Regions from separate parts of the Homo sapiens genome. Here region 2 is linked to region 1. The links are chromatin loops, found by intact Hi-C in ENCODE. Cell type or tissue: mammary epithelial cell. All regions are shown on one strand. Each heading gives the region's core, and the rest is flanking DNA. Links, peaks and the distances in the headings are about the cores only. Region 1 holds the start of LOC124904502 (a long non-coding RNA gene). Region 2 overlaps HHAT (hedgehog acyltransferase).

Region 1 (8,339 bases), core at 231-8,230:
CTATGAGGATCTGCAGGTTGCTAATAAGAAGGAAGGACTCCTAATCCCTTCTGGTTGGAAGAAGATGATCTTGAGTTTTAGGCCGTAGAAAGCCCTAGATGGAGAAAGGCTAAGAGCAGCAGGAGGGATGGGTGCAGTTCAAGCTGCAGGCCTGTGCAGCAAGACCATCACTTTTCCAACTTAGTGGAAAGCAGCTTTGCCTTTGAAAGGTTGCTGGACTCTTTCTGAGCTGAGAGAGATGGTCTAGTTTTCATCCCTAATTTTATAGAGGTAGGGCTAGAACAAAAACTAACAGACATGAGAAATGGTCTCTGAATGTAAAGGGCAGAGAAACAGTCAAATTTAGGTTAGCCTTAACTTCCTTTTTATAAAATGGGGATACTATTTGTACCATATCATAGGGATGGTATAAGGATTAACTGAAATAATAAACATGAAATGCTAAGCATCATGCCTGGCCCATAATACATACTGAATCATAATTAGTTACTATTACTATTACCAACAGAATATGTAATGCTTGGTTTTTTATTTTTTATTTATTTATTTATTTATTTATTTATTTATTTTTTTGAGACTAAGTCTTGCTCTGTTGCCCAGGCTGGAGTGCACTGGTGCAATCTCAGTTCACTGCAACCTCCACCTCCCGGGTTCAAGTGATTCTCATGCCTCGGCCTCCCAAGTAGCCAGGATTACAGGTATCTCCTACCATGCCCGGCTAATTTTTGTATTTTTAGTAGAAATGGGGTTTCACTATGCTGGCCAGGTTGGTCTCCAACTCCTGACTTCAAATGATCCACCTACCTCGGCCTCCCAAAGTGCTGGGATTACAGGTGTATTTGGGAATGTTAACTGAGGTTTTTTTCCCTTGTGCTTCTTTATAACCATTACTCTTTTCTTTATCATTCTGTCATATTCCATACACATTGTTCTCAGACAGAAAGTAGATAAAGCTGAGAAGAAAAAATCTGTTGAATGTCTGAATGGATTTATTTTAAACCCATAGTAGAGACAACAGCTTGAGAGGCAGGACTTTCTTTGATTCTGAAAGCTGTGCATTTTGAGAAAGAGCAAAACAAGTGTGTAGCTGCTTCCTAAGTTTTGGTATGGAGCCCAGAGCCCACCCTCTGAACCAAGTAAACCCACTATCAAGGCAATATTTTTTAAACTGTGGGCTGAGACCTCTTGCATCATAAAATTGGTTTATCGGGATAAAACCAGCATTAAAAGAAAGAGAATACAATGGACTAGGAAATCCCAGAGTTTGTTGCCAGGTAATGGCAATGTTGTTTGGTGAAGTTGTTGTTTCATGTGTGATGTGTACGTGTGCTCAGCCGTGATGTAAAATGCATTTTCTATTATAGTCATAGTCAAAGAAATTCGTACATCACCAGAGACTCTCCATAGCAGAGGACACATGTGTCTCTCCTCTCAGAATGTACCAGGGAGAATCATAGTTCCTGGGAGAATTTCCACAACCAGAATGGCATCAGAAGAACAGAGCAACCATGATCCAGGGTGGCCACACAGAAACCCCTTGCATCTTGGCGAGGCTGGGGAAAAATCTGAAAAGTTTCTATGGCCACCAAAAGGGACGCAGAAGAGGCCCTGGACAAGCCAAAAGGATCCAAAGGAGCTGCAGTCTGGACTATAAGGATGTAGGCAAAGGGAGGTGACAGTGGAAACTTGGCCATCAGAAACTAGTGCTGGCTCAGGACAATGAGACCAAGTTGCAAGAGTTACCAATCAGTGGAAACTGTTGTAGACAGAATGTCATGATGGGCCAGACGCTGCTTTTCTCCCCACACCAACATGATGCATGAACCCTGCCCCACAGACACATGCCCCCTGCAGCTGCAGAGACTGAAAAAATGTCGGGGAATAAGGGGAGGGAACTTCTGATTCGCTATTCAAAGACTATGTTTCAATTCTGTTTTAAAACAGAATGGGGCTGGGTGTGGTGGCTCACACCTTTAACCCCAGCACTTTGGGAGGCTGAGGTGAGTGGATTGCTAGAGTCCAGGACTTCAAGACCAGCCTGGGCAACATGCCGAAACCCTGTCTCTACTAAAAATACAAAAATTTAGCCAGGTTTTGTGGTGTGCGCCTGTAGTCTCAGCTACTCGGGAGGCTTAGGAGGGATAATTGTTTGAGCCCAGGAGGCAGAGGTTACAGTGAGCTGAGATCAAGCCACTGTACTCTAGCATGGGTGACAGAGCAAGAGCCTGTCTCAAAAAAAAAAAAAAATCAGAATGGGTCTGATGGTACATTTCAAAAACAAGTTAGATGAAAATAAAAATTTAAAATCAAAATAAAAACAGAATGGGCACCAGGTGCGGTGGCTCACACCTGCAGTCCCCAGCACTTGGGAGGCTGAGGTGGGAGGATTGCTTGAGCCGAGGAGTTTGAGAGCAGTCTGGGAAACAAAGGGAGACTCCTGTCTCTACAAAAAAAATTTAAAAATTATCCAAGTGTGGTGGCATACATCTGTAATCCCAACTACTCGGGAGGCTGAGGCAGGAGGATCCTTTGTGCCCAGGAGGCTACAGTGAGCTATGATCGTGCCACTGCACTCCCGCCTGGGTGACAGAGCAAGATTCCATCTCTGTAAAACAAAAGATAAAAAACAGAAAGGGCTGGATTTATCTTGAATTAGAAAGACCACAGACATTGGAGGTTGAGTTAATGATTTGAGGTCAGTTCTAGGAAAATTAAGTTACATCTTCGAACACCAGGAGCTGTGACTGTATAAAATATCAAAACTGACATGTTATTATTAATGAAGCCTTTGGATTTGGCAACTAGAAAGTCGTGAGCAACCTCCAAAAGTGCAATTTCCGTCATGGTTAGGACAGAAGCCAGATGGGAATGGGGTCAGAACAGAGTGGTCAGAATAAACTGCTCTTTGGAGACACCCGTGAGGAGTGTGGGTGTGGGTGAGTATGGATCGCAGGCTTGAGGGAAAGTTCCGTTTATTTTAAATGGAGAAACCTAATAATTTATAGGCAGACGTTGTAGGCAGATGAGAAAGGCTTACACAGAACTGTCCGTGGGTAAAGGAAGGAGCCAGTGGACATCGGATACATTACTACTCGGATGAAAACTGGTCAAATCCTCAAAGGCAAGGTGCTCGCGGGATGGTAGCAGTCACGGTGGTACTGCAGGGTGGTGTATGGAATGAGAAGAAAGGTGTGTGTCTGATCGTGCTGGTCTTTGACTTCCATCTCTTTCTTGGGCTCAGCACCCCGGGACCTGTGAAGGTTGAAGACCCCGTGGAAAGGTTCCAGAGTCCTTAGGAGCTCCTAGGAGCCTCGTTCAATGTTATGGCTCTTCATTTAAACCCCATTGCCCAGTGGCTGTTGAGTTCTGCCTGCCCCTGTTCTCTGATCACTGCTTGGCTGACCCTTTTCTGTTCTGATCACAACAGTTTATCGTTCTCAAGGGACAATTCTGTAAAGGAACTCGAATGGAGGGTTCAAAACTGAGGCAAGGCATGTTTATGAAACAAGTCTCTCAAAGCCTGACGTTTCCCACGGAACAAGGGCTGTCTGTCCCACCCTGGCACTCATTCCTATCCCCCCGCCCCCGCCCTCCGTGTCAAAGGCTTCTCGGAGAAGGAGACCATGACATCACTTCCTTCGGGTGGTGCAGGGTCGTCTGGCCTCACGCCCACTGCCTTTGGCCGCTGACCCCCGAGGAAGTGAGGCAGCGGCCGGAGCCGGGCACGCCCTGAGCTCGCTCTCCTGTTTTCCCTCTGGCTCACCTCTGGGGGCGGTCCCAGATGCCTTGAGAAGTGGGTTGTCTTCAAAGTATCTCAGTGCCTCCCAGTGCCCTCTGATATTTCCTTTAGAAGTCATGGGGAACTGCAGGGGTGAAGAGACACCACTAGGTGGCTGCACAAGACCTTGTTTGTTTCCATAGGTGCCAGGCTGGCGGCAAAGAGAGATGAGACCCCCCGCCCCCCGCCACTGTGTGTGTGTGTGTGTGTGTGTGTGTGTGTGTGTGTGTGTTCGTGCGCGCGCACGTGGCGGGGGGGGGGGGGGGGGGGGAGGTGCCCAGTGGGGAGAATGGGGAGGCAGAGACAGAAGTTTAAGAAAACCCAATGTTAAAAAAGCCTAAATTTACAAAGCAGGTAAGTTGAAGGGCTATCCTTAATGCCCACAGTGGAAGGAGTGCAGAGCTCCTCCTTATAGGAGAATTCTCTTGATATTTTTAGTCCTTTTTAGTTCATCAGTTATTTAGCAGAGAAACTGAAGTGTTAGCCTACTAACGTTTCTGGCTACTGAAAATGAATCAGAAATGAGAAGGTTGCATGAGATCTGAATTCTTCTAAGAATCAGATTTCTTTGCATCTGATTTGCATTCATTTTCATTCATAATCAGAAATTTGACGAGTTCCTACTACCTGCCACACCCTGGGCTAGGTGCTGAGGAGAGAGCTGTGAACAACACTCTGTACCCTCATGGAACCTAAGTAGAAAAATGCATATACACTGTACATAGAAAAAAAAGGGTACAGTTTCTCCAGCTCTGTCATTCTACGATTCCATGACTATACCCTTCCTTTGCACAGCCCTCACATGAAGCATGGGATAGTAAGACTCAGTTAATCCACCAAAATTAGATGCCACACAGATTTTCTGGAGTAGAGTTGCAGTGTGATTTCCAGCATGTGGTCATTTTACCATCAAAAGTTCCATAAGAAGTGATGCCATGGAATTTCCAAGTCTCTCTTCTTTATCTGTTTATTACCTACTTAGGTCATCTGCCAGTGCCAGGACAATCATCTGAGACAGGGGCCGCTCCTGCGGCAGAAAAAGCGGTGGGCAGGCTGAAGACCACAGGCTGAAATACGCAATTGGAAAATAAGAAAGAAAAGTGATCACAAGTCCTGGACACCAAGAAGATTGTGGAAAAACTCATAATATAAAGGTGTGGCATTTCTAAGCACTGCCAAATTTATTTCTCCAGCCAAGTCAAACATGACACAATGGAAGCCAGCTCCCAGATGCCCCACATGAGAAAGCATAGATTATAGATTCAGTGTGGAAATCACATTTGGGTTTGGGAGGTGGCTGGCTTGATCTGCAAGAGGGTGGGGTATGACTTGCACCCATGTGTGCACATAAGCACATGTGAGAACTAGGAGAATGGGTGTTCATGTGGAATCATGGAACACCAGAGCTGGAACATACTTTCAAACTAATTTAATCCATCCTCTCATTTTATAAATGCAGAAACCAGGCCTGCAAAGGAGAAGGTCTTGCCCAGTATCCCAGAGTCACCATTGACAGAACTAAGACTATATAACTCAATATCTTGATCCCCAGTTCATAATTCCAGTCATTTTATCTCTTCTTAAAGGATCATAGACATGTTTGTTGCCTTTTTCACTTGGATTTACTTGACTTACCTTTACATGTTATGGTGGTTGAATGGTGCCACCATCCCTTTCCCAAAAAAGATACAGAATCTGTGAATATGTCCTTACTTTTAAATTTATTTTTAAATGTTATTTATTTACTTATTTGTTTGAGACAGGGTCTCACTCTATCACCCAGGCTGGAGTGCAGTGGCACAATCATGGCTCACTGCAGCCTCAACCTCCTAGGCTCAGGTGATTCTCCCACCACAGCCTCCTGGGTAGCTGGGACTATAGGTGCACGCCACCACACCTGGCTAATTTTTTGTATTTTTTGTAGAGATGGGGTTTCACCATGTTGCCCAGGCTGGTCTCGAATCCCCTTATTTTTAAAAAGGATCTCTGCAGAGGTAATTAATTAAGGATATTGAGATGAGATTATGTTTTATTAGGATCAGCCTATATCCAATGGCAAGTGTCTTGAGAAGAGAAGAAGAGGAGTGAAAAGGAGAGGAAAGGAAAGGAGAGGAAGGGAGGGGAGAAGAGGAGAGGGGAGGGAAAGGGAGGGGAGAAGAGGGGAGGAAGAAGACACATGGAGAAGAAGACAATGTGAAGACAGAGATTGGGGTGATATATCTACAAACCAAGGAACCCCAAGGATTTCCTGCAGCCACTAGAAGCCAGGAGAGAAGCACGGAACAGCTTTCCCCTCAGTGCCTCCAGAAAGAACAAACTCTGCTAGCACCTTGATTTTGGACGTGTGACTCCAGAACTGTGAGAGAATAAATTTCTGTTGTTTTAAGCTACCAAGTTTTTGGTACTTTGTTACTGCAGCTGTAGGAAACCAATACATTTATATGTCTCAGTTCCTTCAACTGCCTTTGTTCTATTCTTTTGTTACCTTGAAGACGGAAGCATTCTTTGAGCATAGTAGCACATCATGGTTATGAGATGCTGTTGCTATTGGCAGGCGAAAGATTGCTTAGAGATGGTCCTCTTGGAAAAATCTAAACATGTTGTACTCTAAGTGCCACTAACTAAAACCAGCCTTGAGAAGTTCTCAAGACGGGCCTTCCAAATGCCCTAAAGCTGTCTTCATATGACCAAAAGGAGAGCCAATGGGAAAAGAACACAACAGTTTTTCCCCATCCTAGATGTTGAGTGTGGTCATGACTGGCTTTTATTAGAATCGTGTTCTCTCTGGTAATATGAGAGGCTGTTATCAGTATGATTATTTATTTATCATCTAGGTTTTTTTGGTTTTTTGTTTGTTTGTTTGTTTTTTGAGACAAGGTCTCGTTCTGTTGCCCAGGCTGGATTATAGTGGCGCAATCTCGGCTAGCAGAAGCCTTGACCTCTTGGGCTCAAGTAATTCATCCACCTTAGCCTCCTGAGTAGCTGATACTACAGGTGCATGCCATACCTGGCTAATTTTATCATTTTTATAGAGACAGGGTTTGTCCCCAGGTTGCCCAGGCTAGTCTCAAACTCCGGGGTTCAAGCAATCCACCCACCTTGGCCTCCCAAAGTGCTGGGATTACAGGCATTAGCCACCATGCCCAGCCCACCTAGGTCTTTAAATGACTTTGGATGGTGCAGGGGAGTGGGGAGTCACACCTTAAATGAATTTAAAATAGAATTGGAATTATAAGTAATATTATAAGGCAAATCTGTTGCATAATGCATTGTCTTCAAGCATATTTTTCCTTTTCATGTGGTTGTTGGCAAATATCTGCAATGGGAAAGAGGATCATCCTTTTGGGAGACTTTCTTTTGTGTTTCTCAATGTTGCAGAAATAAACACACAACTTTAATTCGTTCCCCAAAGGAAGAAATAATAAAAACAACCTACTCAAAACTAGTCAGAGTTGCTGGAAAAATCAGGAAATAGCTTTTGTGGTTTGTTTGTTTGTTTTTCTCCATAATTTTCCAGGAAATCTATTAAAGACAGTAGCTGCCCTTTGGATAACACATTCATTCCAAGGGCCAAAGATATTGGTGCATATGCTGAAGCTGTCTCATGTCCTGAGCAAATCTCTCCATCTAAGCTCATGGCACCCCAGGGCTGGGCTCAGAGCCACGGCATAAAGAAGTCAATGGTGTCAACCTAAGGAAAACAAGGCAGCTGATATCAAACTTGTTTAGAATAATGTCATCTGATGAATTAATTCCACTTTAAGCCCAAATTGAGATTTAAACATGTCAGAGAATGGACCTAAACTGGTGGGTGGACAAGAATAGTCAGTTTGTAGGTTTGCTATATGGAGTAGAAACAGAAGGGAGGAGGTTTAGTGGCCATCGGGTTGGAGGTAAAAATGAAAGGCCAAAGTGGGATTTGTTCCATACCTGGCACCTCAGTTTGATGTCTGAGCCTGGTAGAAAAGGGGCTGTGAGCTAAAGCTATACTATTGGTCTTTGTGAGGGACTCAGTGAGGCCTGAGGCAAGAGTATCATTCTTACTTTCCTGAGGGACCCGCATGACACAGGTTGCCAGACAGATGGGCCAGGACATAGTGCTGTTCTGGCCCTCATGGATTAGAAACTTTGGCCTCTGGATTTAGTTGGCTTGGATGTTGAAATTCTGATTGTGGTGGCCAGAAGCTAGGGCAATGGAGAGTCATCTCAAGAGGTTTTGTGGACAGCAAACTTGGATGGGGCTGAGGCCAAAGAAGAGGGACGAGCCTAGAGGAATCTGTGCGTTGACTATAATAACATGGTCACCATTCATAAGGACATGTGAGACATCCTCAATGAAGTCTGGATAGAACTTTGTTGAAACAAATAGAAGGTCCTAGTTGAGCATGCGGTAAGAAGAGTCAATAAAACTTGGGTTATTACTATTTTTTTTAATTTTGTATTTTTTGTAGAGATGAGGTTTTGCCATGTTACCCAGGCTGGTCTCAAACTCCTAGACTCAAGAGATTCACCCATTTCAGCCTCCCAAAGTGCTGGGATTACAGGTGTCCACCACAGTGCC
Region 2 (8,339 bases), core at 11-8,010, 89 kb before region 1:
AACAATTCAGATAACAAAGAGGGGCTTAAAATGTCCCATGGGATTTCTGTCTTCAATGTATTTTTCGTTTTCCTCTTTTGTTATCAGTTTGGCTCTACATTTAGTTGAGTAGCATTTGTCTAATAAGCTTTACAGACAAATATTTAAAAAAAAAAAAAAAAAGTCCCTGCCCTCAATATGTTAAATTCTCATACAGGACGTAGATGTGTAAAAATGCAATTACAATAGAGCATGAAACAAGAAATAACCTGTGCAAAAATATGCATGGAACAAAAAATGAGAAGGAAATACAATAAAATGTTAATATCGGGGAGTAAAATTATGAAGTATTTTCTAATTTCTATATTTTTCTACATTTTCCATGTTTTCCAAAAATACATTTAGTGAGAAAAACTATTTATGGAAATACATACGAGAAATAGAACTTGGGTCAAAGGAGAAAGTAATTAACTTGATCCATCAGGGTCTCTTAAAGCTGTACACAGAAAAACCAACCACTGAACAGAGTTTCTACTTCTTGTACAAGACTTTAGCAGCCACCAAGGGAAAAGAGGATAATCATATCAGGAGAACCACATGTGCAAAAGCATGGAAACCCAGCTAGTTTCTAATCACATGATCTCCTTCCTCAGTGTTTTTCAAATCACTGTAAAATTTGCAGAACAAATGAACATTTATTCACCTCCAACATCTATAACTGATGCTAATTGTCCCCAAATAAATGATAAATGGAATTAGATTCTGTTTGTACACTTGCCAGGTCCCCAAAAGGTTAGGTATGAGCTTGTTTTTATTTTTACTGTAAATCTGTTTTTAAGCACACTTGCCTAAATGGTTGCCTAATCATTCTGGGAAGTATCTTCATTAAAACGGAGTGATTATCTGATATACTCTCATAAGTCCAGATTTTGACATACGTGCTTAAAATGCTAGCCCCACATCATTAATGAGAGTGAGAAAAATGAAGGTAGACTAAAAACAGCAAAAAATACTTGAACTTTCAAAATGCTACAATTTTCACAAAATCACTTAACATAGATTATCCCGTTTGACTCTCAGAACAATCCCATGAGGAAGGAAGAGGATTTATTACTTCTGTTTTCCAAATGATGAGATTGAGGCTCAGAGGTTAAATGACTGCTCCAGCTTCAGAGTAGGAAGAGATGGGGAATAGAATAGACTAGGAACCAGGTCATCCATCTCACATTTCCCATCATGTTCCTTCCCATCACTGTGTTGATGCAGGGCACATGAATGCTAAGTGTTGTCACCTGGATCAATGAATGAGTGACTGAATGAATGAATAAAAAGATACCACAGGAGTTCCAGTCCCACAGTGATTGAAGAAAGAATACCCAACACTGCCCAAGATTTTGAATGTGCCTATGGAGATCCTAGGGGGTTAGAGGAAGGGATAGGTGTGTGCAGTGTCCCCAAAGCTCTAGGTGACACCTGGTCACTTACATGCTACTGTTTTATTGTTTACCAGTTTGTAAGAGCCAGCAGCTCTCAGAGCAGTATCGGACACTAACTGATCTGTTTTTCTGTGGCCCTCTTTTATTTCTTACCTTTAGAGACTGAGGTCTAAGCTGTACTTTGAAAGAGAATCCGGTGGACAGGGATGATGAGAAGGTTGGTTCCAAGAGACAGCATAAACATACGTAAATGTGTAAAGGGAAAGGTAAGCAGATTGGCCTGACTCAAAAAAACAGCTCCTGCCAGTTGGGCAGTGTTTGGGAACCGGGCTAGGAAGGAGAAGGTCGATGAAGGTGGGAAACATCAATGGTCCTGCCCTGGGCATATGACCCCTGATGTTTTCCAAGCTGCGCAACTCTCAGGCTGGCTGTTCTCAGAGTCAACTGGCCCCAAAAGTGAAGGGCTCTGAAGCTGAGTGCCCAGAACCAGACCCTGGAGCTGGGGCCTTGGACTTGTGTTCTTGCCATGCATTTCTCCTTAAAAGAAAGCTCCCACTTCTGGATGGTTGAGAGTTCCACACAGACTCTGCCTTTACTCCCCTGCAGCCACAGACCTTGGCAGCTCCAACTTGAACATGTAAAGGGTGTATTCAACAGACAAGTGAGAGAAGGAACCTCACACAGCCTGAGTGGGCCTGAGATAGGCTGAGGGGCCTAAGCTTCAATTGCATAAGCAGGGCTAGGTCACTCCAGTTACCAAAGACAGAAACAGATAGTCCAGAGCCGTCCAGGGGATGCTAGCCACTGCCCAGGAGATGATCAGAGAACACACAACAGAAATCAGAAAATGTAGTACAAGAAGAATTTGCTGATAGGTGCAATCGCCTCAGCAAGGCACAGGAAACTCAACTCAGAAGGCAGTCTGTCTGTCATCCACCAATTCTCTGGGTCAAGTCTGATGTGCACTCATAAAGTAAAAATGCACTGTTATTGTGACTGAGAAAAAAAATAAAGCTAAAAGGTAAGTGCCTATAAAATAAGATTTTACTAATGCAAACAAAAGCCCTAAAGAAGTGAGGTTTGAGCCCAGTGTCCTCCTCTATTAGCACCAACAATGGATAGGTGGTTGAGTCTGTCAAAATGCCTCTGGGTTTACAGAAATGAAAGCTTGGTCTGTGCCCTTCGGGGCTAAACACTTTGTTTTCACTACCTAAATTGAAAGAGCTTCCACTGGGTCACATGAGTAGATAATAAATATGTTCCTGGCCGGGCACAATGGCTTATACCTGTAATCCCAGCACTTTGGGGAGGCCAAGGTGGGCAGATCACATGAAGCCAGGAGTTTGAGGCCAGCCCGGCCAACATGGTGAAACCCCATCTCTACTAAAAATACAAAAATTAACTGGGTATGGTGGCAGGTACCTATATCCCACCCACTCGGTTGACTGAGGCACGAGAATCGCTTGAACCCAGGAGGCGGAGGTTGCAGTGAACCAAGATCGCACCACTGCACTTCAGCCCTGGGTGACAGAGCAAGACTCCGTCTCTACAAATGAATAAATAAATCTGTTCCATCAACTAGGAAGAAGAAAAAGACCTGACTTACCACCACAGGGCCATTGTGGCCATCAGATGAGTTGAGTGATGTGTGCATTCCCTATAAATTGTAGGGCACTCTCCAGATGTTTTTTAGTAAATCATCTGTTTGTTTCTTCTCTCTTTGTTCCTGACCCTCTGGCCCTGTGACATCTGGCACCCCACATGCCCACCTAAACTGGGAGAGATGGTACAGGGCCAGCCCTGGGCAATCTCACAGGGCTAAAACACAGCCAGGAATGATAGGATTGCAGAATGCACCACTAGGGTTCACTTGTAGCAACCCTGTACGGCCACTATGGGGAGCCCCATCACAGTTCTACAATCATCTCTTGTCTGAAAACCAAGGTGTCTACTGGGATCAAGGCAAAGCCAAAGGGGCCTTCTCTGGATTCCCAATGGTAACAGGAAAACACTTACCTTAACTTCTTCCACACCCTGCAGCCTCAGTGTGGAGAGGAGGAGGAGAGAACAGAGCCACGTCAGGAGCTGAGACCGGAACTGGGCCACGCAGAAAGAGATGGTGGTATGGAGCAAAACCATAGCCACACCAGGGGTCCCCAGCACACACCAGCAGGCCCACATCCCATAGAGCATGAGAATCCAGGGTCTGTGCTGCAAATGGTGGGGCCCATCCAGAGAGAGACAGGGAGGAAGAGGGGAGGGAGGAAAATAAACAGAAGTGAGCTCATGGAAGTGATATTGAAGGTTCTACATGTAAGAGGATCACGTTTAATTACCCAATAAAGAAACTCTTATCACTGCCCTGGGAATTTTGGTACAACACAGACAAACAAGATTCAGAGGGACTTTCCACATTAACCCCCAGAGTCCCATCAGCTCCACCCAGAAGCAAGTAACCACTCTCCTGCCTTCAACCAAAGCCACCCAGACCCCTGGGTCACACAACAATAAGATATTGGATTGACTTTTCAACAGACACAATGGAAGCCAGAAGACAGCTGGAAAAATGCCAACTGGACCACATCCCACATACAGCATCCTTCAGAAGTGAAGGTGAGAGAAAGTATTAGTACACATTTCTAGGAAGACCTATTAAGAAAACTGGGCCATCCAAACCACAAAAGACTTTCCAAAGTCTAAGCCAGAGATTTTAAATATGTAGGGTTTTTTTGCATTTTTGATTTTTTGCATATTGATTAGTCAAATTTATGTCATAGAAAAATTGCATCTTACCTGCTTTATGAGCTATTGAGGACTTTGCATAGTCTACCTGATTGATACATTTATTCCCATTTTAGGAGAATCACAGATTTTTATCTAATCATCAACTAATTTATAGTTATCACATTGAATAAGTAGATGAATTAACATGTCTTTGCTTTATGATATAACCTTGGTCAGACCTGATGGGGAAATCCTTAAAAACCACAATGTTTTAACTTTGAGACGCAAGGTATCATTGTGGTTTAATGATTCAAGCTTTGAAGTCTAACTGCCTAAATTCAAATGCTGGTGTCTCATAACTACCTGTGTGACCTGAGGCAAATGACTCCATCTCTGTGGATTCATTTCTTCATATATAAAACTGGGATATCCCAGCACTTTGGGAGGCCGAGGCAGGTGCATCACCTGAGGTCAGGAGTTCAAGACCAGCCTGACCAACATGGCAAAACCCCATCTCTACTAAAAATACAAAAATTAGCCAGGTATGGTAGGTGACTGTAATCCCAACTACCCGGGAGGCTGAGGCAGGAGAATCCCTGGAACTCGGGAGGCAGAGGTTGCTGTGAGCCGAGATCGCACCATTGCACTCCAGCCTGGGCAACAGAGCAAGACTCCATCTCAAAAACAAAACAAAACTGGAATAATAACAATATCTCCTTCATGGGGTGGATACACAGGAAGGACTCTACAAATACAGTTGTTATTCCCATAGGGAAATGTGATGTCTCACGGGCATGCATTTTAAAATGTGGATCCCAGGAACCACCGAATTGAAAAGTGATAAGTGCCTGAACTTAGGTCGTCTTGTGGAAACAAAGACTTTTTTCAGGGCAAGACAGGTGTGGAGTGTAAATTGCAAATCCCGTGCTTTGATGCTAACTCTTTCAAAATATTGCCTACCTACCATTCTTTCCCAAACCTATACTCTAGCTCAAGAGAACATTTTAAATATGAGACTAGATCAGCCATTTTTAAGTTCCAAGAAAACCAGAGAAATGTGAAGTTCATTTTTACTATTTTTCCATCCTACTACCCACAGAAAACAGCCACATAAATTTGCTTCAAACCCTCACCTCTGGGCAGAGTCCAATTATAAGGAATACATGGCCAAAGACTATTTTAAGAGGTAGTTTTAACAAATGAAAAAAAGGGGCTTCTTTTCCAACATGACCTACAGCATTTACCAATGGAATTCTTTTTTGTGCATGTGTGGCTACATACATAGACACAGTTATGTTTTTATTAAGTGCTATTTGATCCCTTTGGAAAAAGCCTGTTTGCTGGGATTCGTTTGGGAACTTACCACAGACTGAAGCTGCTTCAACTTGGAAAATGCTGAAAGAAGCTTCAGGAAATACTTGATAGTGCTGTGTAAACCCCATTTACTTGAGAGACTATGATGAATTTAACAGTGGTCTCCAAAGCCACCTTGGGGCAGAAAAATTTGTCCCATATTCATCCCCCACTGTTTCCCTACTGCCAAACAGTACAGGCAGACGACACTTAATACTGTTCTAAGACATCACAGGACACGCTCTCACATGAGCCTCATGTTCTCTACCCATCTTAATATTACCCATTGATTCTCCCCAAGTACAAGCAACTCTACTATATACATTCATGATGCACAGGCAATGAAAAGATGTGAATAATGCAAAAAGAATCACCTACACGAAACTGTTGTATATATTAGAATCCCACTAAAATGTTGATTTTCATACTTTGTCTATAAAAATGCTATTGGAATGAATCCTATCCCCAAAACACCATTAAAATACTGCAAGAGGAGAATCGCTTGAACCTGGGAGGCAGAGGTTACAGTGAGCCAAGATCGCGCCATTGCGCTCCAGCCTGGGAGACAAGAGTAAAATTCCATCTCAAAATAAGTAACAAACAAACAAGTAAATAAAATCCTGCTAGAGCAGAATCAGCCTCCCATGTCTTGCAATCCAACTGGCATCATGGCAGGGCAGTCCCCATTATAGAGGTAGCCCTTAGGGCACAGCTGCCCAACCACGATCCCTCCCATGCACATACCTAGATCTCAAGCACTATGAAGAGGGTTCTAGGATAAAAGGGTGACATGGCCCAGCAGGGTGGGCAGCAGCATGGACGGCCTGCTTCTTTGGGCAGCAGAAGAGCTTTTTCTAAGCATTTCAAAGGCCAGTTTCATCAGCAAAGGCCTAAAGATAGCCCTGTCCCATCCATCTCTACTCCAAATGTGCTTATGTATTTATCAACCTTTTTTCTCTCTTAAGTAAAAATGCTTAACTATCAGTATTAAGCTTCTGACATCAACCAGGCCAGAATTTTTTTAACTTTTCAAAAAAAAAAAAAATTGTGTTGCATTTTGTTCCAAAACAACACTTCTGACTCATCACTAGAAAGGCTTTCAGATTTTTTTCCCCAAGTTCTCAGGGTAATAAGAGCAGACATACAAGATTTGGTCACACACATACTGTACGTCAAACTCAAGTTTAAAAACCCACCTAAACACCAAAATAGCCCAATTCATTTAAATTACAAGGTTCAAATTATGAAGATGATTGGGAATTACTTGTTACTTGAAAGAAGACAAAGAATCACATTGATCACATAAAGTGTATAGGTAAAACATGGCCTCAATGTTGGATTGTGATGTTTCTGATTTACAGATTCCAGTTGCATACAACTTTTATGTAATGTTCTTTCTCAGATTTTTGAGATAGTTGTATTCACATATACATACAAGAGACATCCCTTGTATACTTTACCCAGTTTCTTCCTATGGCACATTTTTTAAAACCACAAATATCATAACCAGGATATTGATGTTGCTGCAATGCACCAAACTTATTCAGATTTCTCTAGTTTCACTTCTATTAATTTATGTGTGTGTTTAGTTCTATACAATTTTATCACATGTATAGGTTTGGTATCTACCATGGTAAAAATGCAGAACAGCTCCATCACCACAAGGATTCCTTGTGTTGCCATTTTATACCTCATTTACCTCCTTCCCACTCCTCTGATCACCCCCATCCCTAATCCTGACAACCAGTAACCTCTTCTCCATTTCAAAGATTGGCTTTTTTCACTCAGCGTAATTTCCTGCAGATTCATCCAAGTTGCTGTATCAATGGTTTGCTCCTTTTCATTGCTGAGTAGTGTTCCATGATGTGGATATACCACAGCTTGTTAGCCATTAACCTACTGGAGGCTATCTAGGCTGTTTGCAATGTGGGGCTATTACAAATAAAACTTATGCAAACACACATGCATAGATTTTTGTGTAAAAATAAGTTTTCATTTCTCTGGGATAAATGCCCAAGATCACACTTGCTGGGGTGCAAGGTAGTTGCATATTTAGTTCTATAATAAACTATAAAACAGTTTTTCAGCATGGCTGTAGCATTATACTTTCCTGCCAGCAATGCATGTGTGATCCAGTTTATTCACATCCTTGCCAGCATTTGGTGCTGTTACTATGTTCTATCTGAGCCATTCTGGTAAGTGTGTAATGACATCTCGTTGTGGTTTTAATTTGAATTTATCATGCTCTTTTAAAAGGTATCAAAGCATGAGTGACCTGAAGCTTGAGATGAGCTTGCTGGAGCACAGGATGACAGCCCCACCGGAACTACTCTGACCCTCACTCAATGGTCTTTATTCCAGGTTCTTCCATTTCTAATAGGAGATGAAACAGAAAGCCGGGGAAGAGGGGAAGTGTTTAAAAGGCTGATGAAAAATAAGAAAGTATACTCTATTTTTACAGCAGTGGAGACAAAGCCAGACTGAACGCTATGGCCTTTTTGATGAGACATAGATCTTACTAACCCTGGTTGACTTAAGCAGGCATCCTTCCCCTCTGCTCCCTGAGTCTACACTGAACCACTCTCAAAATGGGGTCTGACTCTACTTGATAGTCTCCTTAATAGGCTAAACTCCTGCCTTGTTTAGATTACAGTAATGTAAGCCCAGAATCTAGCACAGTGCCTAGCATATATCACGTGTTTCATAACTATTGGATGGAAGGATGGAGAGAATAGTTGCATGGATGGATAGCTGGGTAGATGGATATGCTTTCCCAAGTCTTGGGATTTAACCTTGAGATCATGACTAAGAAAAAACAAGAAAATAGCAGTAAAATGTGGACTTTGG

The links. Peaks named below come from ENCODE experiments on the same cell type or tissue, not always from the same donor. Only the 100,000 strongest peaks of a DNase experiment are listed, where the experiment ranks them.
Region 2: a loop joins it to region 1, with 12 times the contacts of the local background. A loop is called at or near these places in 27 of 110 quality-filtered maps.

Annotation. Positions count from the first base shown.
Region 1 is chr1:210,306,831-210,315,169 of GRCh38, reverse strand. It overlaps LOC124904502 (a long non-coding RNA gene), which reads right to left and starts at 3,949. Exons shown (of 2, transcript XR_007066865.1): 1 at 3,764-3,949; 2 at 2,956-3,252. RefSeq lists a silencer at 3,801-3,860 and an enhancer at 2,890-4,089. In mammary epithelial cell, for the core only: a CTCF peak has its summit at 3,880 (motif pointing right); a DNase peak (open chromatin) is centred at 3,839; H3K4me3 peaks cover 521 bases.
Region 2 is chr1:210,395,755-210,404,093 of GRCh38, reverse strand. It overlaps HHAT (hedgehog acyltransferase), which reads right to left. Exons shown (of 12, transcript NM_018194.6): 5 at 3,432-3,626. Among named protein-coding and RNA genes, the nearest start is that of HHAT, 71 kb to the right of the region's middle. In mammary epithelial cell, for the core only: a CTCF peak has its summit at 3,308; DNase peaks (open chromatin) are centred at 3,323, 3,843 and 4,463.